Regions from separate parts of the Mus musculus genome. Here region 2 is linked to region 1. A link is a loop called in an ENCODE intact Hi-C map of the cell type or tissue named here. Cell type or tissue: gastrocnemius. All regions are shown on one strand. Each heading gives the region's core, and the rest is flanking DNA. Links, peaks and the distances in the headings are about the cores only. Region 1 has its middle 7.1 kb from the start of H2-M10.5. Region 2 has its middle 15 kb from the start of H2-M10.3.

Region 1 (11,908 bases), core at 2,668-7,667:
CAAGGCTTTGTGAGAATATACAGCTATTTAGAGTTTGAGTATTAATCGGATAACGTTATCTCTCACATCAGGGTCACTGTAGTCTGTTAAGTCTTGGAGTTTCTGGTCAAACTCTTTTGCCTCCCGGAATATGGAAATAAGTTCAGATTTAGTGAACATTTCCTTAGTAAATAGTTTTGCCCTTTTTTTTAATTGGAAATTTATATTCTCAAATATTTCAATGATTTGAAGAATATTAGCTTTTGACTCATTCTTGTGAAAGAGAGCAACCAGTGAGGACATTACTTCAGCACTGATCAGTTCTCTTATATTCACTTGATTTTTTGAAAAACACAAAAGGACTCTTAAAATCTGAAACTTGATTTTGACACTTCCTTTGTTTAACAGTGAGATGAACATAATAGATAACCACGTGGTGACAATCAAATTTCACATTCAAGCTCACTAACAGCTTTAGTTCCTCCACTTGCACAGAGAAGTTCAAAGGACAACAGAGTATGTCCCTACAAACTTTATTTACATGTGCTTCGGTCTCTTTCACTTCTTTGGGGGTGTCAGGGTCGGCATTTATATTTAAAGTTCTAGGGTATTTCTTAGCATTTGGATTATTAACAAAATTTTCAATCATAACAGTAATACCAACATCATGAACAATATCTTTAGTAAATGGGTAAGCAGAACTGATCCCCATTATCATTGTAGCTATCTCATGAATAAACGGATCCCTCGTTAACTTAAGTAGGGCAACAGGTTTATCAAACTCAACAGGCTCTAAACTAAAGGTATGGGATTTACAGTGGCAAGTATTTGGATTGGGTCCATACTTTTCTTTTTCCTGGATTTGGTTTTTCAAATCAGCTAAAGTCTGGAAGTAAGGTCCCCCATAAGGTGGGATCTTGGTCAAAGGTCGAATACCCAGGAGAGTTTCAATTAAGGTTGCAACCAGAGTCCAGTTCCCATCTGGAGGTAAAGATGGCTGCAGTTCCTCAATGGGGACCAGGATAATAAACCTGCCCCTTAACCATGCTGCAGCTTTTATTTTTTTTTTTTTTATTTTAAAGCATAGTCGAATGTATCTGGGGGTTCAGGTTCTTCCTCAACCTTTGGTGGGGACTGATAAACTTGAAGAGGAATTTCTTCTTTAGGCCAGAACTAGGACCCTACACTAGGCTCTTCTAGAGTCCAAAACCAGGAGCACACATAATCTTCATCCTCATCAGTGGTGTTGATGACAATACTAGCTTTGTCCCCAGCCCTGGATTTGACACAGACCTCTTTCTTTATCTCAGGCTTGTGCTTAATACTGCATCTATCAGTAGCCTTGACAGAGCCCTTGACAGATGCCTCAGTTCCAGTGTCAACCTTGACTTCAGACTTGGTTACAGTAATGACCACAGACGTAGGCAGAGCATCTGACTTGGTGTGAGGCACTAAAGCAGGCTCTGCCAGGAGTTCTGTCTTAGCCTGAGCCATGACTCTAGCATTAGTCTTATCTTTCTTTATTTTTTTTTTACTTTCCAGGTCACAGTCTTGGGCTCAGTAGAAATGGCTGGCTGTGTCCTGGCCACTGCTTCATCCCTAGCCTCAGCCTGGTTTCCCCCATTCTTCTTTTGGTTTTGCCTTAACTGCTTTAGTGGTCTGATGCCGCAGACCCTCTGGGTGCCTGTGTCTGCGTGGAATGGGTCTCTCGAGCAGGTGGGCAAAGCGTAGGATTAAATTGACAAACAGACACACACAGGAGAGGTTGTGTAGAATCTGAATGTAATGTCAGGTTGAGCCTCAGACTTTTTATATTTCAGAAAATTCCAGGGGCTATATGTCACACCAGACAAGGTACACTGAAATTAACCAGAATCAAGAGAATGGAATTTGCAGGAACTAGATAAATGTTTACAATAGAGATTAGCAGCCCTGCCTAGGATCAGCCTAGTGCCAGGCAAGAATTTCACACTTTAGTGTTATAAGCACCAGGGGGGTTTACTCTTGGCAGGCCTCAAGAATAATGTAGTGTCTCGGACCCCTAAATTCCTAGGCCTTGTTAAATTTTATCTTGTCTGGAGAATCCCCATTTATCAGGAGAGTATATTAACTTGCTCTTGGCATGGAATGTAGCCTGTACTAAAGATTTTTATCTCAGTGAGATTCCCAGGCTCTTTCTGCAGACCAATTGAGTTACTGGCTCTGTTTTATTGTAGTGCTTAATTAGTTACTGAATAGGTTAAACTCCTTGCTGTTATCTGGGCTCTTGGAACACTGGGGGAGGCTTTAGCTATGTCAGAATTCAATCTTAAAAGGCACCTATAGTAGGGTAATACTAAATAGAGAGCACGTGGATCCATACACTAGACTAACTCGGGAGTGGAAAATTAATTTTATGGGTTAGGGGGAACGCCAGACTCCAGGAGGGAGTTTCCTTGAAACTCTTTTCCTCATGAGATAGTTTCCAAGCTTTCGCCTGTCAAGCTGACTCCACCAGAGTGCGTGGCAGCCTGATTCTTGGCTTTTCTTTTAGCATTGGCAGGGCTATTGGTTCCAGGTTTTGAGGAAGCCCCTGACTCTTCTCTAGCTTTCCTTTTAGTTTTAGAGCCAAACATGGTTCGAGAGAAAGGCAAAGCTAAATATAAATATGCCCCTGTCTCAACCTTGCCCAAAAGTGAGCCCCAAGTAGGTGTTTTCATATAAAGTCCAGTAGTCATTCAGCCCCCTTTCCAACTACAGTTTCTGCCAATCATATAGACAGCATGCTGAGGAAGCTCACTCAAGATAAAGGATAGCTGTTCTTGGGAGCAGGCCTGTGGAGGGTGGTGGTCTTCAGCCACTCCAAGGCCATCAGATCTGTCACTGAAGTTGGACCTGCACTCTTGCCAAGAAATTGTCTCCTCCTTTCTCTGTTTCCACTGGCGACAAGCCATGCAGCAGATCTGGCAAACCTGTTCTGCTTGAATCCAAGGCTGTTTTCTTATGTGTGTTCTCTCCAGCTGCACCTTCCCACACAGAAAGGAGGCAGGCAAATGCCATAGGCAGTCCACCGCAGGGAGCAGAGACAATGGCTGCAACTGTACTTAGGGGCTTGCCAGGAGCTTGGGATGTAGGACAAGATGAAGGGCCATGACTTGCAAATTACTGTCACCTTTCGGTACCGACTCCTCTCTCCGGTCCCTCATGAAGCGACTACATAGCTACCTACATCTACCAGGATGCCTTTAACCACCTTTCTATCCTACCATTCACCAGAGGTAATGTGAAAAAAGGATATTAGGATTCAGGCAAAGTGGACATGTTTAGAAATTGTTCTTTGGAGTAAATCCCATTTGCACTGTCAGATTATCAATTCAGTTAACAAGTCAACAACAGAAGCTCAATACACTTACAAATACTTCAGCAATCTATAAACAGTTCAGTTTGGCAGAGACTAGATACAAAAAACCAATCAGCAGTGGTGGCACACCTTGCAGGAACAGCCAGGACTCAGCCAAATTGACATGAGTCAGCAGGAGAAATTTGGAAAACTAGGAACACTAGAAGCTCTCAACTGTGCCTTTCTCAACAAATTGAAGATCAAGAAGTGTTACAAAGCTAGTTCTACAGGCAAGTACCTCTCACGGTCCACTGAGTTCTATTTATACTCCCCGAAACCATCAGGTGTCTTGCCTCAGCACATGAGTCTGTCTTAGCATAACTCCATGTTAGTCTTTACCAGCTGACATCACTCTATCTATCAACTGGAGTCCGAGGATACAACAAAAAGCTGCCAGCACACCACCAGGAGTTTTGGTGCATTTCCCTTTATAGAGCCCTGACGGACGAAAGGAGCTCTACAACATATGTAAGATGAATCAATATATGCCTGGAATGAGTGAAGAATACTTCATCATGAGTTCTTTCATATGTTCACTCTAGCAAAACACCCTTTCTCCTGTGTCTGCTTTAACAAAATGTTCCTTCACATGTCTCCTTTAGCAAACCATATTTTTAACAATATCTGCTCCAGAAAAGCATTAATTCATGTGTTTACCCCACCAAAGCAGCATCTGCCAACACAACGATTTTCCAAAGAATCCCTAAGTTTCCACTTCAGTATAGCATCTCTGTGGCAGCAGTTTGTGAGGCTGCTGGCTCTGCTCTCAGCCAATCAGGAGTCTGAGAACCAGGAATGCAGTGCTCACCTGGCTCCCCCCATCCCCTCTTGTATTTAGTCCATGGCTACAATCTAAGATTATAGCGCCACCTTCCTTTAGTTAAATCTATCATCTAATGCCTTTGAAGTCATGCCCAAAGGTTTGTCTTTTAGATGACCCTAAATCCACTCACCTTGACTATGGAGATTAACCATCACAGATAGTCTATGAGAAACAAGAGCAGCTATGGTTGATTGATTGATTGATTGATTGATTGACTAATATATTGATAGATTGATTGATTTGTGCCTTGCTCAGAAGAGGATAAAAAGGACCTAAAGGGAGGACTTCAGCTATAATAGAGTCCAACCAAAACCTGTTCACAGCGGGCCATTCCCGAGTGAATCTGCTGTTTGTTGGAGTTGCTGTGTACTGCAGACACTGGGTGCTGCAGCTGCTTCCTGTGCTATGGGGGCAGATGCTGGAGGCTCATTTTGCAGGCACCTGGCAAGGAGCCTACAAGACACAGAAATGCCATGCTTTCCCTTCATGCTGCTCTACTGACATCTACTGGCCAAGCTTCAGTGTCAGCTGGCAAAGAACAGATCACTAAGGGCTCAGGATCATTTCTGAAGCTTAGATGCAGTATAAATAATTTCTCACACAACAGGAGCAGTACCTGGACTTTTTATCAAACAGAAAAATCAGAGGGAAATCACAACTCTATAAATATAAAAATATGATGGTATTGCTACACTGCAATGCTCATGAAGTACTTTGGCTCTTTTGCTTTGTAATCAGTACATTAAAGAGACATTCACACATTTCAAAGATTGTTTAAATTCTGACATCTAGACTTATGGTGGCATGAACATATGGTGAATTTAGGTGTGCAATTAAGACCTTGCATCATGTTGCTGGAGAGAAGGCTCAGTGCTTAAGAGCACTGACTGCTCTTCCAGAGGTCCTGAATTCAATTCCCAGCAACCACATGGTGGCTCACAACCATCTATAATGAGATCTGACAACTTCTTCTGGTGTGTCTGAAGACAGCTACAGTTCAACATTCTTAACATCAGTGAAATGCAAAGCAAAACTACTTTGACATTTCATCATATACCTGTCAGAATATCTAAGATCTATAAGACAGGTGATAGAGTATAACTTTAATTTTTTCAATGCCTGCCTTTAAAGATGGTCCATAAATGTTTTAGCCTCCCTTCTAATCCATCACCCACCAGAAGTAGTGGGAAGGAAAGGATATGGGGGAAGTAAACCTGTTTCAAAATGGTTCTTTGGAGTAAATCCCATCTGCATTGTCAGAAAATCAACAGTTCAGTTCCCAGCATAGCGGAGGCAACTGAATACACCCACAAACAATTCATGGATATTCCAGCAGTCCAGTTTGGTAGAGTCAGAACAGCAAACACAATCAGCAGCAATGACCCTACCTAGCAGAACAGGCAGGCCTCGGCCTACTTGGCACAAGTCAGCTGGACAAGGGCCAACCAGAATGCCAGGAAAAGTTCTCTGCAACAAAGTGAAGACCAGCAAAGACTCAAGACCAACACGGTGCATAGCACTCTACATGCAAGCCAAACTCTAGTCACAGTCCATTGAGTCCTATTTATACTCCCTCCAAGCATCACATATCCTCCATGGGGCTTCCCTCACCACCTGTCTTAACAGAGCAGTGAGACTCTCTCAGCTGACATCAATCTGCCAATTAATTGGCCTGAGTACACAGAAGTAGCAAGAAGCTATCAACATACCAGGAAAAGTTTTTTTGGTACATATCTCTCTATGAAGTCCTGACAAAAGGAGCTCAACTATACAATGTAAGGCAGACCAATGCATGCATGTCATTAGCAAAGAATCCATCACATATTCTTTCATGTGCTTGCTTTAGCAGAATATTCTTTCACCTGTATCTGCTTCAGTGAAATGTTCCTTCACATGTTTGCCCCAGCAAAACGCCATCAGACACAACTGACTTTGCAAAGAACCTTAGAGTTTCTACTTCAATAGACTAAGGAGATAGGGGTGGGAGCAAATAGTTACTGGATACAAAATAAATAGTTGTGGATAGATGGGATGCTGGGGTAAGAGGATCTAATGGGGAGGTGGAAGGGAGAGGGAGATGAAGGAGGAAATACATGGAGAGACTGCTAAAATTAAGGGCTATATTGGGGTAGTATGGAAACCTAATACATAAGATTCTAAATGATCACAACTGTAAGCTCCACTGAGGACCAATCAGAATAATGGCCAGTTAGACCTGTTCTGTCTATTAGGGAAAACAGCTTGAGTCAGAGCCGACCACCAGGCAGCACATCCTGCACCTGTACATGAGCTCGCTGTGGCTTTTCCTTCATAAGCCGGCCCTGAGAGATGTTCAGCATCATAGCTCAGCACCCAGATACTGAGCTGTGGCTCTATTGATCAGTATTAGGGTGTATATTCCATAAATCATCGCTGTCTTACTGAGATTGGTTTCCATGTGGTTTGTGGGCAACTCCTGAACCCACAAACCCAACAGTCACATCTTAAGCTTATTGTGTGGAGATGATTGGCTCAATTGTCACCAGGAAAATTTTTACCAAATTTTGGGTTTAAATATGCCTAAAATAAACTAATTGGTGTCAGACTCTTTAAGTTTGAACTCTTAAACTTGTTAAACCAAATTTCTTCCTTGCCTCCCACAGATCATCTCTCTGCTTACCATGGTTGTCTCAGAGATTACAACAGTGATATTTTATTTACCGTATCATTATCGGTAAGAAACCTGTTTGTTTTCTAAAGAGAGACAAAAGGTGAGTGGATCCACCTCACTCATAAGTGAGGAGAGATGGGGAGGAACTCGGAGTAACCTTCTCAGGATATACTTTGGGAGAAAAAAGTCTATTTTCAATAAAAGGAAAAACCATAGAGAGATGACTGCATGTTTCCTTGCTTGTCCTGAGCTCAACTTCTCCACTCTGATACAGTCAAGGATGCACCACCCGCCACTCCAATCCAACACAGAGAATCTTTGGTTGAGACTCAGCTTGGATGATGAGTAGAGGCTGACTGCGGACATTTCCCATTTCATTTCATACAGCTGACATCAGGGAGGCTGCTTGCCCTTCCTAGACTTGTCTATGGAAGTGACAGGGACAGGTGGGTGTGTAATGGAAAGATGAACTCCTGGGATTTGCATCTCTAGAGTACTGTTTTCCACCTCAGACCCACCTCTGTGGCCTGGTATCCTGGAAGCAGTGTCTGGGGACTTGATGCTTACTGTAAATCCTTTTGCTGGTTCTGTTGACAACATCCTTCTGAGTCCAGCTGGGGGAGACTAAGTCAGCAATTCTCAGTCTTTCAGCACAGGATCTCTACACACTTAGAATGTGAAGGGACCTCAATGTAATTCTGCTTATGTGGATTTTATCAAACCATACTGACCAGGCCTTGAACTGAGAGCTTTGAGACATTTGGCTTATTGAAGATATTGTAACTACTTGCTTATAAGTAAGATGTATTAAAAGAGAATTAACTATTTTTCAATGCATAATTATGTTGCATAGAATACACGTTTTATTTTTTGGTGCTTACATTCTGGCAAGGACCTTTATCTTTTTCATCAGTTAGTAGATTGTTTCTTCTTCTAAAACATCTTTTTATTTAATTTAAGAAAATTCACCTTAACAGAAACATGAAGGCTATATATATATATTTATGTGTTTGTTAGTGTGTGTGTCTGTGTGTCTGTCTGTCTGTCTTTGTCTCTGTCTCTATCTCTATGTGTGTGTGTGCATCTGTTTGTCCCTGTCTTTCAGTCTCTGTCTATTTCTCTGTCCCTGTCTCTGTGGATGTTTATTAGTGTGTCAGGGGACAGTAATAGAATATTCAGCTGCCTGTATATGACAAAGAGAAACCATAAATACTGGAAGTGTAATTAGAGAAGGCTGTGGCTAGCAAGTCTATGCTGGAAATCCAGTTCTGGTCCTTTGCAAGAACAGCAAGTGCCTTTCATTGCTGAGTCATCTCAGCAGCCACAGGAGATTATATTTCTTCATATTTAATAATTGTAATAAAATTTTATTTTAAGAAATTTAAAATAATTTATGAACTAATTAATTTTTATTAATATCATTAGAATATTTTGGAAGATGGGATATAGTTATATAAACTACCCTGGCCTGGGACTTGTTATGAAAATCAAGGTGGTTTGGAACACCAAGATCCCTTTGCATCTGCCTTCTCTATGCTGAGCTTAATGGCAAAAGGTCTGGGCTAGAGAAATATATCTCAGCAGGTAAGAGCACTGGCTGGTCTTCCAGGGAAACCGTGTGGGATTCCTAGTATCCACATGGCTACTCAAAATGCTCTATGACTGCAGTCTACTGGGACCCCAACCTCCTTTCTGGAGAGATTAGGGTACAGTGACCTGCATAATGACAAGATGCCCAAGCAGGATCCACTCCACTGGGCTCCTTGCAGAGTTTGCCTTTGATGCATTACTAAATTTGCACGTGTCACACTTCTTCAAGGTTGTTTTCCCGGTTGGACTTGCAACATCATTGGATCATTTGATGTCTTCTGCCTCTATATCCATGGGAGAGCACTGTACATGGCATATGTACTGTGTCCATAAATGTTATTCTTAAAGGAGGTCAAGGTTTGACCAAGACCTTAAATGTTTAAGTATTCACACGTTTAAATAAAAATGATCAAGACAGTCAGTTGTAAATTGTAAAAAAATCAGTTTTATAGGCTTTCCCTTGCTCTGAATAATGACATAAGGACCTTTATAATTATTAATAAAACTAGGTACAATAGCTGGGCAAATTCTAAGCTATTCTAATCCTGGAATGCTGGCCTAGGCCCCGTCTCAGCCATATGGCCTGTTACCTGCCATCTTAGCCAAGCTCCTCCCTGCTTCTTTATCTATATCCTCATTTCACACACACACACACACACACACACACACACACACACACACACACCTTCACACTGGCTCCGAAATTGCAGCCTTTTCCTCTCCTGCCCAGATATCATGTGTTCAGTTCTAATATTATTGTCCATGAAGAACATGATGGAAAACATTTTATAAAATACTGAGTCAGGTGATACTTCATAATAGTGACAATACCAAAGTCTGGGCGACAACCAGGTATCTGGGTACAGAAATCAGAATTTGAATACACAGTGCACAAAATTATCCACCAACCAGTCGATATCACCACAAATTTCCCATAAAAATTTTAAGTCTAAGAAGTTATTAAATTTATGGTGAAGAATTCAAGTGTCCAGAATTAAAAGTATTCCTTTGAGGGTTGAGTTTTTAATCCCTGTTTAGCTGAATAGAGAAGGATTGGTGGACTATGGATGGCTTCATACTGTACATTAGAGGCCTGAGAATATATTCATTAATTATATTCCAAAGGAGTGCAGGGAGAGGAGAACCAGAAGCTTCGAATGACAATGTCAGGGTTGTTCTCTATTTTAGAAAAATCCTCATTTTAAAGATTTTCTTTGTGTAGTTTCCTGTTACATTATTCAGACCTGGTGGACAGGAGTCCAGAGCTGGTGACATACCCAAATGTTTGTAGGTTACCATAATCCTCCATTACTTTCATTCCCAATGTAAACGAATCTAATGTTTTGCCATTGATTCTGTTAGGTGGGAATGGATGGAGGCTAAGGCTGTTCAAAAAACTCTTCAATACCTTTTAATTTTTATCAAAAAAATAATGTTTAAAATTCTATTTACAAAAGTCATATTTTGGAACAGCACATGGTCATTTCATGACTCTCATCCAAGACCATGAGAAACTACATGAGATCCATGTATGTCAATACAACAATAACCACAACACAGTCATAACCAGAGCAAAAGTGCACACTGAAAGTGAACACTTAATAACTGTCTATGTTACTTGATAAGTTCCTGCCATTTCTTATAGACATGGATGAGTTAAAATACTTTACAATTTCAAAGAAGGCTTCCTTATCCCTGAACAGACCTGTTATGCCAGAACATGAAAGGTAGGGGTAGACATATTAGGAGTTCAAGGATCAGCGACCAATGATAATGAGAGGACACACATGCACAGTCTGAAAGAACCTCCATAAATTAACCTGGGACAAATTAGGTAAGTGGTATCACAAGAGGTGAGTAATGGCCAGAAATTTCCAGTTTATGAATGAAGGAAATTTTTTTTAAATGAAGAACTAGAGAAGGGAGCACGGGGAAACTACTAATTTCTATATTTAACCCTAAATCTCATGTTAAAATTCTAAAAATGAACCTGGAGAATATGAGGGAAATCTCATTACTGGCTTGCTTCTCCTTCAAATATGACTACATTTAATAAATTCCTTTTCCTACATTTTACTATAGGTGTCTCTTTCATTGTTTTTTGTTGATCTTTTTTGTTTTTTTGTTTTTGTATTTGCAGATCTTTGGTCATTAAAATTGTCAGAGAGCAGGCTTTAGCACTAAACCTTCTGATGATAGTACCACACTTAAATTGTGTGTGCTCAAAGACCCAGGGTTTGGGGACCATCAAAGACACACCCCTGTTGCTGCAAGGAACTAGAGACATCCTGAGGAGAAAGATCACAGATACCTATTCAGTACTAAAGATGGGCCTCATACCATGTAGATACAGAAAACAAAAACAGAAGGCAGAGATGCCCACTTCCTAAGGATGGTGGACAATATAACACACAAGGATAGTTCAGTAAAATGTGCAATGAAAAAGTCTCTGCAACTTCAGTAATAGCTGTCTGAATTCAAAATGATCTACAGACATCTCTAATTATACTGGTAAAGTTCTCAAGAATGGCCTAACCAGTGCCTTTATATCAGTGGATCTAAACCAGAGGTCGGCAACTGCCTTGGCAAACCTCTGTATCCAAAAATACTTACATTGAGATTAAAATACAAATGACAGTTGTGAAGTAGCAAAAAGGGTAATTTGACGGTCAGAGGTCACCACAGCGTGAGGAACTGTTTTAAAGGATTCCAGCATTAGGAAGGTTGAAAACCACTGCCTTGGATAATGCACTGAGTCACATATGTCAGCAGCAGTAGGAAGCCCATTAATAAGAAATCAGAAAACAAAACAGGTGATCACTAGGGAATTGCTGAACCTTGTTCCAAGACTCCCAAGAGGGATACCTCACCTCCAGGCAAATCATAGGCTGCAGAATACTGGAAGCTGACATCTCAGAACATCATTTCCAGCCCTGAGCCCAGAGCCTCTGACCAGGACTGAATTGTGACCAGACAGGAATGAACTCAGAGTCACATCACTGCAAGTGACATGAACAGAGGTTTTGCAAACTTCACAGAACTCTACAGCAGCCAATCTAGACACTCCTCATTTACAGATAATGGATCTCATTCCAGATAGCTGAATAAAGGACCTGCCTAAGGAACAACTATTTCTCCAAAATGTTGAACCTGCGTCTGCTGCCACACAGGATTTGTAGAACTCTTCTTCCTTCCCAGCCTGGACTCCTTTGCAGTCTAGTTAGAAATGAAGTGTTCCTCCCACAACATGAAATTTTTAAAAAGTCCATTCATCAGCAACTGATCCCTTACCCAGTTGACTACAACAAGGATATATCTAAGCTCCCAAGATAACATTAGTGATTTTGAGTACAAGAATTCATTACAGTCAACTTAAGGGTTTCTTATCGCTTCCAAAGTTTTCTATGGAAAATATGTGGCCATATTAATGACTGACATCTTCACAATTTGTATGTAAAGGATTTAGACAAAAAACATCATACTTTGG
Region 2 (11,908 bases), core at 4,238-9,237, 380 kb before region 1:
CAAGGGAAAGCCTATAAAACTGATTTTTTTTTTTTACAATTTACAAGTGACTTTCTTGATCATTTCTATTTATATGTGTGAATACTTAAACATTTAAGGTCTTGGTCAAACCTTCACCTCCTTTTTTTTTTTTTGACTTTCGAGACAAGGGTTTCTCTGTATAGCTCTGGCTGTCTTGGAACTCACTTTGTAGACCAGGCTGGCCTCGAACTCAGAAATCCACCTGCCTCCGCCTCCCGAGTGCTGGAATTAAAGGCGTGTGCCACCATGCCCAGCTTCTTAACCTCCTTTAAAAATAACATTTATGGACACAGTACATATGCCATGTACAATGCTCTCCCATGGATATAGGGGCAGAAGACATCAAATGAGCCAATGATGTTGCAAGTCCACTGGGAAGACAACCTTGAAGAAGTGCGACACGTGCAAATTTAGTAATGCATCAAAGGCAAACTCTGCAAGGAGCCCAGTGGAGTGTATCCTGCTTGGGCATCTTGTCATTATGCAGGTCACTGTACCCCAATCTCTCCAGAAAGGAGGTTGGGGTCCCAGTAGACTGCAGTCATAGAGCGTTTTGAGTAGCCATGTGGATACTAGGAATCCCACACGGTTTCCCTGGAAGACCAGCCAGTGCTCTTACCTGCTGAGATATATTTCTCTAGCCCAGACCTTTTGCCATTAAGCTCAGCATAGAGAAGGCAGATGCAAAGGGATCTTGGTGTTCCAGACCACCTTGATTTTCTTTTTTTTTCTATTTTTATTAGGTATTTAGCTCATTTACATTTCCAATGCTATACCAAAAGTCCCCCATACCCACCCACCCCCACTCCCCTACCCACCCACTCCCCCTTTTTGGCCCTGGCGTTCCCCTGTACTGGGGCATATAAAGTTTGCGTGTCCAATGGGCCTCTCTTTCCAGTGATGGCCGACTAGGCCATCTTTTGATACTTATGCAGCTAGAGTCAAGAGCTCCGGGGTACTGGTTAGTTCATAATGTTGTTCCACCTATAGGGTTGCAGATCCCTTTAGCTCCTTGGCTACTTTCTCTAGCTCCTCCATTGGGAGCCCTGTGATCCATCCATTAGATGACGGTGAGCATCCACTTCTGTGTTTGCTAGGCCCCGGCATAGTCTCACAAGAGACAGCTACATCTGGGTCCTTTCAATAAAATCTTGCTAGTGTATGCAATGGTGTCAGCGTTTGGATGCTGATTATGGGGTGGATCCCTGGATATGGCAGTCTCCACATGGTCCATCCTTTCATCTCAGCTTCAAACTTTGTCTCTGTAACTCCTTCCATGGGTGTTATGTTCCCAATTCTAAGGAGGGGCATAGTGTCCACACTTCAGTATTCATTCTTCTTGAGTTTCATGTGTTTAGCAAATTGTATCTTATATCTTGGGTATCCTAGGTTTGGGGCTAATATCCACTTATCAGTGAGTACATATTGTGTGAGTTCCTTTGTGAATGTGTTACCTCACTCAGGATGATGCCCTCCAGGTCCATCCATTTGCCTAGGAATTTCATAAATTCATTCTTTTTAATAGCTGAGTAGTACTCCATTGTGTAGATGTACCACATTTTCTGTATCCATTCCTCTGTTGAGGGGCATCTGGGTTCTTTCCAGCTTCTGGCTATTAGAAATAAGGCTGCTATGAACATAGTGGAGCATGTGTCCTTCTTACCAGTTGGGGCATCTTCTGGATATATGCCCAGGAGAGGTATTGCTGGATCCTCCGGTAGTACTATGTCCAATTTTCTGAGGAACCGCCAGACTGATTTCCAGAGTGGTTGTACAAGCCTGCAATCCCACCAACAATGGAGGAGTGTTCCTCTTTCTCCACATCCATGCCAGCATCTGCTGTCACCTGAATTTTTGATCTTAGCCATTCTGACTGGTGTGAGGTGGAATCTCAGGGTTGTTTTGATTTGCATTTCCCTGATGATTAAGGATGTTGAACAATTTTTCAGGTGCTTCTCTGACATTCGGTATTCCTCAGGTGAGAATTCTTTGTTCAGTTCTGAGCCCCATTTTTTAATGGGGCTATTTGATTTTCTGAAGTCCACCTTCTTGAGTTCTTTATATATGTTAGATATTAGTCCTCTATCTGATCTAGAATAGGTAAAGATCCTTTCCCAATCTGTTGGTGGTCTTTTTGTCTTACTGACGGTGTCTTTTGCCTTGCAGAAACTTTGGAGTTTCATTAGGTCCCATTTGTCAATTCTCGATCTTACAATACAAGCCATTGCTGTTCTGTTCAGGAATTTTTCCCCTGTGCCCATATCTTCAAGGCTTTTCCCCACTTTCTCTTCTATAAGTTTCAGTGTCTCTGGTTTTATGTGAAGTTCCTTGATCCACTTAGATTTGACCTTAGTACAAGGAGATAAGTATGGATCGATTCGCATTCTTCTACACGATAACAACCAGTTGTGCCAGCACCAATTGTTGAAAATGCTGTCTTTCTTCCACTGGATGGTTTTAGCTCCCTTGTCGAAGATCAAGTGACCATAGGTGTGTGGGTTCATTTCTGGGTCTTCAATTCTATTCCATTGGTCTACTTGTCTGTCTCTATACCAGTACCATGCAGTTTTTATCACAATTGCTCTGTAGTAAAGCTTTACCGCTAACCGAATCCAAGAACATATTAAAGCAATCATCCATCCTGACCAAGTAGGTTTTATTCCAGGGATGCAGGGATAGTTTAATATACGAAAATCCATCAATGTAATCCATTATATAAACAAACTCAAAGACAAAAACCACATGATCATCTCGTTAGATGCAGAAAAAGCATTTGACAAGATCCAACACCCACTCATGATAAAAGTTTTGGAAAGATCAGGAATTCAAGGCCCATACCTAAACATGATAAAAGCAATCTACAGCAAACCAGTAGCCAACATCAAAGTAAATGGAGAGAAGCTGGAAGCAATCCCACTAAAATCAGGGACTAGACAAGGCTGCCCACTTTCTCCCTACCTTTTCAACATGGTACTTGAAGTATTAGCCAGAGCAATTCGACAACAAAAGGAGATCAAGGGGATACAAATTGGAAAAGAGGAAGTCAAAATATCACTTTTTGCAGATGATATGATAGTATATATAAGTGACCCTAAAAATTCTACCAGAGAACTCCTAAACCTGATAAACAGCTTCGGTGAAGTAGCTGGATATAAAATAAACTCAAGTCAATGGCCTTTCTCTATACAAAGAATAAACAGGCTGAGAAAGAAATTAGGGAAACAACACCCTTCTCAATAGTCACAAATAATATAAAATATCTTGGCGTGACTCTAACTAAGGAAGTGGAAGATCTGTATAATAAAAACTTCAAATCTCTGAAGAAAGAAATTAAAGAAGATCTCAGAAGATGGAAAGATCTCCCATGCCCATGGATTGGCAGGATCAACATTGTAAAAATGGCTATCTTGCCAAAAGCAATCTACAGATTCAATGCAATCCCCATCAAAATTCCAACTCAATTCTTCAACGAATTAGAAGGAGCAATTTGCAAATTCATCTGGAATAACAAAAAACCTAGGATAGCAAAAACTCTTCTCAAGGATAAAAGAACCTCTGGTGGAATAACCATGCCTGACCACCTTGATTTTCATAGCAAGTCCCAGGCCAGGGTAGTTTATATAACTATATCCCATCTTCCAAAAATTCTAATGATATTAATAAAAAATTAATTTGTTCATAAATTATTTTAAATTTCTTAAAATAAAATTTTATTATAATTTTTGAATATGAAGAAATATAATCTCCTGTGGCTTCTGAGATCACTCAGCAATGAAAGGCACTTGCTGTTCTTGCAAAGGACCAGAACTGCATTTCCAGCATAGATTTGCTAGCCACAACCTTCTCTAATTACACTTCCAGTATTTTTGGTGACTCTTTGTCATATACATGTATCTGAATATTCTATTACTGCCCCCTGACACACTAATAAACATCCACAGAGACAGGGACAGAGAAATAGACAGAGACTGAGAGAAAGGGACAAACAGATGCATACATACACATGGAGATAGATATAGAGATAGAGATAGAGATAGAGACAGAGACTGACAGACAGACACACACACACACACACACATACACACACTAACAAAGACATAAAAATATATATAGCCTACATGTTTCTTTTAGGGTGAATTTTCTTAAATTAAATAAAGAGCTGTTTTAGAAGAAGAAACAACCCACTAACTGATGGAAAAGATAAAGGTCCTTGCCAGAATGTAAGCATCAAAAAATAAAATGTGTATTCTATGCAACATAATTATGCATTGAAAAATAGTTAATTCTCTTTTAATATGTCATACTCATAAGCAAGTAGTTACAATATCTTCAATAAGCCCAATGTCTCAAAGCTCTCAGTTCAAGGCATGGTCAGTATGGTTTGATAAAATCCACATAAGCAGAATTACATTGAGGTCCCTTCACATTCTAAGTGTGTAGAGATCCTGTGCTGAAAGACTGAGAATTGCTGACTTAGTCTCCCCCAAGCTGGACTCAGAAGGATGTTGTCAACAGAACCAGCAAAAGGATTTACAGTAAGCATCAAGTCCCCAGACACTGCTTCCAGGATACCAGGCCACAGAGGTGGGTCTGAGGTGGAAAACAGGACTCTAGAGATGCAAAACCCAGGAGTTCATCTTTCCATTACCCACCCACCTGTCCCTGTCACTTCCATAGACAAGTCTAGGAAGGGCAAGCAGCCTCCCTGATGTCAGGTGTATGAAATGAAATGGGAAATGTCTGCAGTCAGCCTCTACTCATCATCCAAGTTGAGTCTCAACCAAAGAGTCTCTGTATTGGACTGGAGTGGTGGGTGGTGCATCCTTGACTGTATCAGAGTGGAGAAGTTGAGCTCAGGACAAGCAAGGAAACATGCAGTCATCTCTCTATGTTTTTTCCTTTTATTGAAAATAGATTTTTTTCTTCCATAGTATATTCTGATAAGGGTGTCCCCTTTCTCTACTCCTCCCAGTTTCTTCCCATCTCTCCAACCATCTGGATCTGCCCACCTTTTGTACCATTTTAGAAAGCAAACAGGCTTCTTAGGGATAATGATACGGTAAATAAAATATTATTGTTGTGGTCTCTGAGTCCACCACGGTCAGCCAATTGGTTGAAACTTAAGGAGTCTGACCCCAATAGTTTATTTCAGGCGTATTTAAACAAAACACAATTTGGTGAACAATTTTCCTGGTGACAATTGAGCCAATCATCTCTGCACAATAAGCTTAAGATGTGACTGTTGGGTTTGTGGGTTCAGGAATTGCCCACAAACCACATGGAGACCAATCTCAGTAAGACAGCGATGATTTATGGAATATACACCCTAATACTGATCAATAGAGCCACAGCTCAATATCTTGGGGCTGAGCTATGATGCTGAACATTTCTTAGGGCCAGCTTATGAAGGAAAAGCCACAGCGAGCTCATGTACAGGTGCAGGATGTGCTGCCTGGTGGTCGGCTCTGACGCAAGCTGTTTTCCCTAACCAGACAAAAGAGTTTTAACTGACCATTATTTTGATTGGTCCTAAATAGACGTTACAGTTGTGGTCATTTAGAATCTTATGTATTAGGTTTCCATACTACCCCAATACAGCCCTTAATTTTAGCTGTCTCTCCATGTATTTCCTCCTTCATCCCCCTCTCCCTTCCACTTCCCCACTAGATCCTCTTACCCCAGCATCCCATCTATCCATAACTATTTATTTTGCATCCAGTAACTATTTTCTCCCACCCGCATCTCCTTAGTCTATTGAAGTAGAAACTCTAAGGTTCTTTGCAAAGTCAGTTGTGTCTGATGGCATTTTGCTTGGGCAAACATGTGAAGGAACATTTCACTGAAGCAGATACAAGTGAAAGAATATTCTGCTAAATCAAGCACATGAAAGAATATGTGATGTATTCTTTGCTAATGACATGCATGCATTGATCTGCCTTACATGGCATAGTTGAGCTCCTTTTGTGAGGACTTCATAGAGAGATATGTACCAAAAAATCTTTTCCTGGTATGTTGATGGCTTCTTGCTGCTTCTGTGTACTCAGGCCAATTGGCAGATTGATGTCAGCTGAGAGAGTCTCACTCCTCTGTTAAGACCGGTGGTGAGGAAAGACCCATGGAGGATATGTGATGCTTGGAGGGAGTATAAATAGGACTCAATGGACTGTGACTAGAGTTTGGCTTGCATGTAGAGTGCTATGCACCGTGTTGGTCTTGAGTCTTTGCTGGTCTTCACTTTGTTGCACAGAACTTTTTCTGGCATCCTGGTTGGCCCTTGTCCAGCTGACTTGTGTCAAGTAGGCTGAGGCCTGCCTGTTCTGCTAGGTAGGGTCATTGCTGCTGATTGTGTTTGCTGTTCTGACTCTACCAAACTGGGCTGCTGGAATATCCATGAATTGTTTGTGGGTGTATTCAGCTGCCTCCGCTATGCTGGGAACGGAACTGTTGATTTTCTGACAATGCAGATGGATTTACTCCAAAGAACCATTTCAAAACAGGTTTACTTCCACCATATCCTTTCCTTCCCACTACTTCTGGTGGGTGATGGATTAGAAGGGAGGCTAAAACATTTCTGGACCATCTTTAAAAGCAGGCATTGAAAAAAATTAAAGTTATACTCTATCACCTGTCTTATAGATCTTAGACCTTCTGACAGGTGTACGATGACATGTCAAAGTAGTTTTGCTTTGCATTTCACTGATGCTAAGAATGTTGAACTGTAGCTGTCTTCAGACACACCAGAAGAAGGTGTCAGATCTCATTATAGATGGTTGTGAGCCACCATGTGTTTGCTGGGAATTGAACTCAGGACCTCTGGAAGAGCAGTCAGTGCTCTTAACCACTGAGCCATCTCTCCAGCAACATGATGCAAGGTCTTAATTGCACACCTAAAGTCACCATATGTTCATGCCACCATAAGTCTAGATGTCAGAATTTAAACAATCTTTGAAATGTGTGAATGCCTCTTTAATGTACTGATTACCAAGCAAAAGAGCCAAAGTACTTCATGAGCATTGCAGTGTAGCAATACCATCATATTTTTATATTTATAGAGTTGTGATTTCCCTCTGATTTTTCTGTTTGATAAAAAGTCCAGATACTGCTCCTGTTGTGTAAGAAATTATTTATACTGCATCTAAGCTTCAGAAATGATCCTGAGCCCTTAGTGATCTGTTCTTTGCCAGCTGACCCTGAAGCTTGGCCAGTAGATGACAGTAGAGCAGCATGAAGGGAAAGCATGAGCTCTCCGTGTCTTGTAGGCTCCTTGCCAGGTGCCTGCAAAATGAGCCTCCAGCATCTGCTCCCATAGCACAGGAAGCAGCTGCAGCACCCAGTGTCTGCAGTACACAGCGACTCCAACAAACAGCAGCTTCCTCAGATGCCCTCCAGGGGTTTCACTCAGGAGTGGTCTGCTGTGAACAGGTTTTGGTTGGACTCTATCATAGCTGAAGTCCTCCCTTTAGGTCCTTTTTATCCTTTTCTGAGCAAGGCACAAATCAATCAATCTATCAATCAATCAACCATAGCTCCTCTTGTTTCTTATAGACTATCTGTGAAGGTTAATCTTCATAGTCAAGGTGTGTGGATTTAGAGTCACCTAAAAGACCAACCTTTGCAGGGAGGTTTAATTAAGGAAGGTGGCACTATAATCCTAGACTGTAGCCCTAGACTAAATACAAGGGGGTGGGGGTGGGGGTTGGGGGGGGTGAGGGGTAAGCCAGGTGAGCACTGCATTCCTCATTCTCAGTCTCCTGATTGGCTGAGAGCAGAGCCAGCAGCCTCACAAACTGCTGCAACAGAGGTGCTATACTGAAGTGGAAACTTAGGGATTCTTTGGAAAGTCATTGTTGTTGGCAGATGCTGCTTTGGTGGGGTAAACACATGGATGAATGCTTTCCTGGGGCAGATATTATTAAAAATATGGTTTGCTAAAGGAGACATGTGAAGGAACATTTTGCTAAAGCAGACACAGGAGAAAGGGTGTTTTGCTAGAGTGAACATATGAAAGGACTCATGATGAAGGATTCTTCACTCATTCCAGGCGTATATTGATTCATCTTACATATGTTGTAGAGCTCCTTTCGTCCGTCAGGACTCTATAAAGGGAAATGCACCAAAAACTCCTGGTGGTGTGCTGGCAGCTTTTTGTTTTATCCTCGGACTTCAGCTGATTGGCAGAGTGATGTCAGCTGGTAAAGACTAGAGTGAAGATTTGCTAAGACAGACTCATGTGCTGAGGCAAGACACCTGATGGTTTTGGGTGGGGGAGTATAAATAGAATTCAATGGACTGGGAGAGGGGCTTGCCTGTAGAACTAGCTTTGCAACACTTCTTGATCTTCAATTTGTTGAGAAAGGCACAGTTGAGAGCTTCTAGTGTTTCTAGTTTTCCAAATCTCTCCTGCTGACTCATGTCAATTTAGCTGAGTCCTGGCTGTTTCTGCAATGTGTGCTACCACTGCTGATTGGTTTTTCGTATCTGGAATCTACCAAACTGACCTGTTTATAGATTGCTGAAGTATTTGTAAGTGTATTGAGCTTCTGTTGTTGACTCGTTAACTGAATTGCTTATCTAACAATGCAAATGGGATTTACTTCAAAGAACAATTTCTAAACATGTCCACTTTGTCTGAATCCTAATACCCTTTTTCCACACTACCTCTGGCAGATGGTGGGATAGAAAGGAGGTCAAAGCATTTAGGAAATATTATTAAAAGCCAGGTTGAGAAAAATTTATGCCTACACTAAATCATCTTTTCTCCCCTCCCATGACAGACAGTTCTTTCCAACTGTGAGCCAAAATAAGCCTGTTATGTATTTATTTTATGTGTATGAGTATACCATTGCTCTCTTCAGACACACAAGAAGAGGGCATCAGATCCCATTACTGATGGTTTTGAGCCACCATGTGGTTGCTGGGAATTGAACTCAGGATCTCTGGAAGAGCAGTCGGTGCTCTTAACCCCTGAGCCATCTCTCCAGCCCTAAGACTTTTATCTTAGGCTGTTCATGTCATATATGTTGTTGTGCAAACAAGAAACATTACCAATTTTTCTGAAAGCAACTATTTTTCTGATCTCCAATTTCCAGTGTCAGGATAAAGTAGCTCAAAATTCACTATTAATCTCCCAGGGCACATTTTTTCATTCAGTCATTATTCACAATAGGATCTAGAATGACACAGCATTCTTTGGGAAATTCTCTGGTTGTCAGGACAAACCTCAAAGAACAGCAAGTGCTCTTTTTCACTGAGTTATCGCCCCAGCTTCAATGCTTTTTTGTTGTTTGTTTGTTTGTTTGTTTGTTTAATGAGGTCAATGGAGCCTGATACCACATCTGGTTTATGCTATCTGGAGATGAAATCCAGGGCTTTCTGTGTATTGGGCAAAGCACTATACTAACTGAACTACATCCCAGCTATCTCCTTACCTGCTCTCTGTTTTAAACCTATATGATTTCTATACCACAACTCTTTCTCTCATTCTATATCTCATAATATGAATTAAATACCTGTCTATTTTTATATATTTGAAATACAGAAAAATGCAGTTGCAAATATATATATATATATATTCCATAAGTGGTAGTTGGAAAGCCTAGATATGGAGTTAAACTGCCAAACTCAAGTGCTGAGAAACTCTGGCCATCTGCAAGAGCAGCAAGCGCCCTTTATATTAGTTTCCTTTTGAAACAGCATCTCAGTATGCAGCCTGGCTGGCCTGAAAGTGGCTATGTAGACCAGGCTGGCCTAGAACTCAGACATCCATGCTACTGGTTCCAAAATATTTGGAATAAAAGGAACTTTCTCATGACATGGACTAATTGTAAATTTTTCTCATTGATAAGTCACTAAATGGACACAGACGGTACTTCCTCAAGGTTGTCCACACTGAGGACATCAAACATCATTGATCTTTTTCATTATTGGCTGCATTCACATCAGAGGAGAATCTTGCACACTGAATGGATGCTAGGTCAGTAAATGTTCTTTTAAAGTATGATGTTCATTGACCAAGTCCTTTATGTACAAATTGTGAAGAAGTCAGTCATTAATATAGCTACCCATTTCCCATAGAAAACTTTGGAAGCATTAAGAAGCCCTTAAGTTGACTGAGGATTCAAGTAATCAAAATCACTAATGCTATCTTGGGAGTTTAGATAATATATTTGTTGTAGTCAACTGGGTAAGGGATCAGTTGCTGTTGAATAGACTTTTTAAAAATTTTATGTTGTGGGAGGAACAATAAAATTTAACTACATTGTTTTGGAGATAAGGCTGGGCATGAAGAAGAGCTCTACCAACCCTGTGTGGCAGCAGATGCATGTTCAACATTTTGGAGAAATAGTTGTTCCTTAGGCAGGTCCTTTATTCAGCTATCTGGAATGAGATCTACTACCTGTAAATGAGAGGAGTCTGGACTGACTGTTGTAGAGTTCTGTGAAGTTTGCAAGCACCTCTGTTCATGTCACTTGCAGTGATGTGACTCTGAGTTCAGTCCTTGCTGGTCACAATTCAGTCCTGGTTGGAGGCTCTGGGCCCAGGGTTGGAAATGCTGCTCTGAGATGTCAGCTTCCAGTATTCTGCAGCCTATGATTTGCCTGGAGGGGAGGATTTCCTTTTGGGAGTCTTGGAACAAGCTTGAGCGATTCCCTAGTGATCACCTGTTTTGTTTTCTGATCTCTTATTAATGGCCTTCCCACTGCTGCTGGCATATGTGACTCAGTGCATTATCCAAAGCAGTGCTTCTCACCCTTCCTAATGCTGGAACACTTTAATACAGTTCCTCATGTTGTTTGACCCCCAACCCTCATATTACCTTTTTTGCTACTTCATAACTGTCATTTGTTTTTTAATCACAATGTAATTTTTTTTTCTTTTTGGATACAGAGGTTTGCCAAGGCAGTTGCAACCCACTTGTTTAGAACCACTGATATAAAAGGCTGTGGTTAGGCCATTGTTGAGAGCTAGTTTATAGTTAATTATGTAAATCTATGGAATTGTTTTTTTTTCTTTGATTCTGTTAAATTGACATATAATCATGTACATGAGGCTATTACAATGTTTCTTCATAGCAATAGAAAGCCTAAGATAGTGTAAAATATTATTTAATACTAGAAATACTCTCTAACAGAATTCTTCTAATGTGGGAGAACATGGTGGTGCGTGCCTGTCATGCTAGTCATTGGGAAGCAGAGGATTTCAAGCCTTCCTGACCTAGAGGGGATTCATTTCTTAAAGAGCAAAAACAAGGACTAGAATTCACATTGCAATTAAATACTTCCTGTCTACAAATCTCATCTGAAATCTTACTGCAATCTTTTCTCCACACACCTAAGTAGACACACTTCAGATGAACTAGCTGGCATTGCACACTGGCATGAGGATCAGGAGTCAGGACCATAGAGATCCATGGTAGAGGGGAAAAACAGGGTCACTCTGGTAGACTGTCCAGAGAATGAACTGGGGAAATTTAGACAACAGCAGTCAGAGGAGGTGAGCCATGGCTAGAAATCTCTAGTTTATTTTCAAAGAAATAAAGAAATGATACAGAGCAGACCAGGGAAGAGTCCCCCCTGTACTGTACTTTAGCCTAACCCTCATGGTAGGATCCTGCAGATGAACTTGGTGGGTAGGCAGCAGTCACTGACGTCTTTTTTCTTCTTCCCTGGTTTGAGAACAGGAGAGTGAACCTTTCTCAATGAAGCACTGAGGATAGGTCTAACTCTTTGTAGAAGCTTTAAACAAATCTGGATGGGGCCGGGACATCGGGGAACACATGGAAAAATCTGCCAGGAATAAATGAGGGTGGCTTGGATGAAAACTATCAGAAGCAGTGTGTGATGGCAAGAATCATGTACCTTATTAGCAAAGTTGAAAAGGAAATATT

The links. A loop is a pair of places that touch in the nucleus more often than their neighbours do. Peaks named below come from ENCODE experiments on the same cell type or tissue, not always from the same donor. Only the 100,000 strongest peaks of a DNase experiment are listed, where the experiment ranks them.
Region 2: it touches region 1 in a loop (5-fold over the local background); 9 of 42 quality-filtered maps call a loop at or near these places.

What each region holds. Positions count from the first base shown.
Region 1 is chr17:36,759,830-36,771,737 of GRCm38, forward strand. It overlaps the pseudogene Gm8878. Among named protein-coding and RNA genes, the nearest start is that of H2-M10.5, 7.1 kb to the right of the region's middle. In gastrocnemius, for the core only: a CTCF peak has its summit at 4,675 (motif pointing left); DNase peaks (open chromatin) are centred at 2,921, 4,645 and 5,631.
Region 2 is chr17:36,377,779-36,389,686 of GRCm38, forward strand. No RefSeq gene overlaps it. Among named protein-coding and RNA genes, the nearest start is that of H2-M10.3, 15 kb to the left of the region's middle. In gastrocnemius, for the core only: no CTCF peak of the experiment used is centred there; DNase peaks (open chromatin) are centred at 6,284 and 7,295.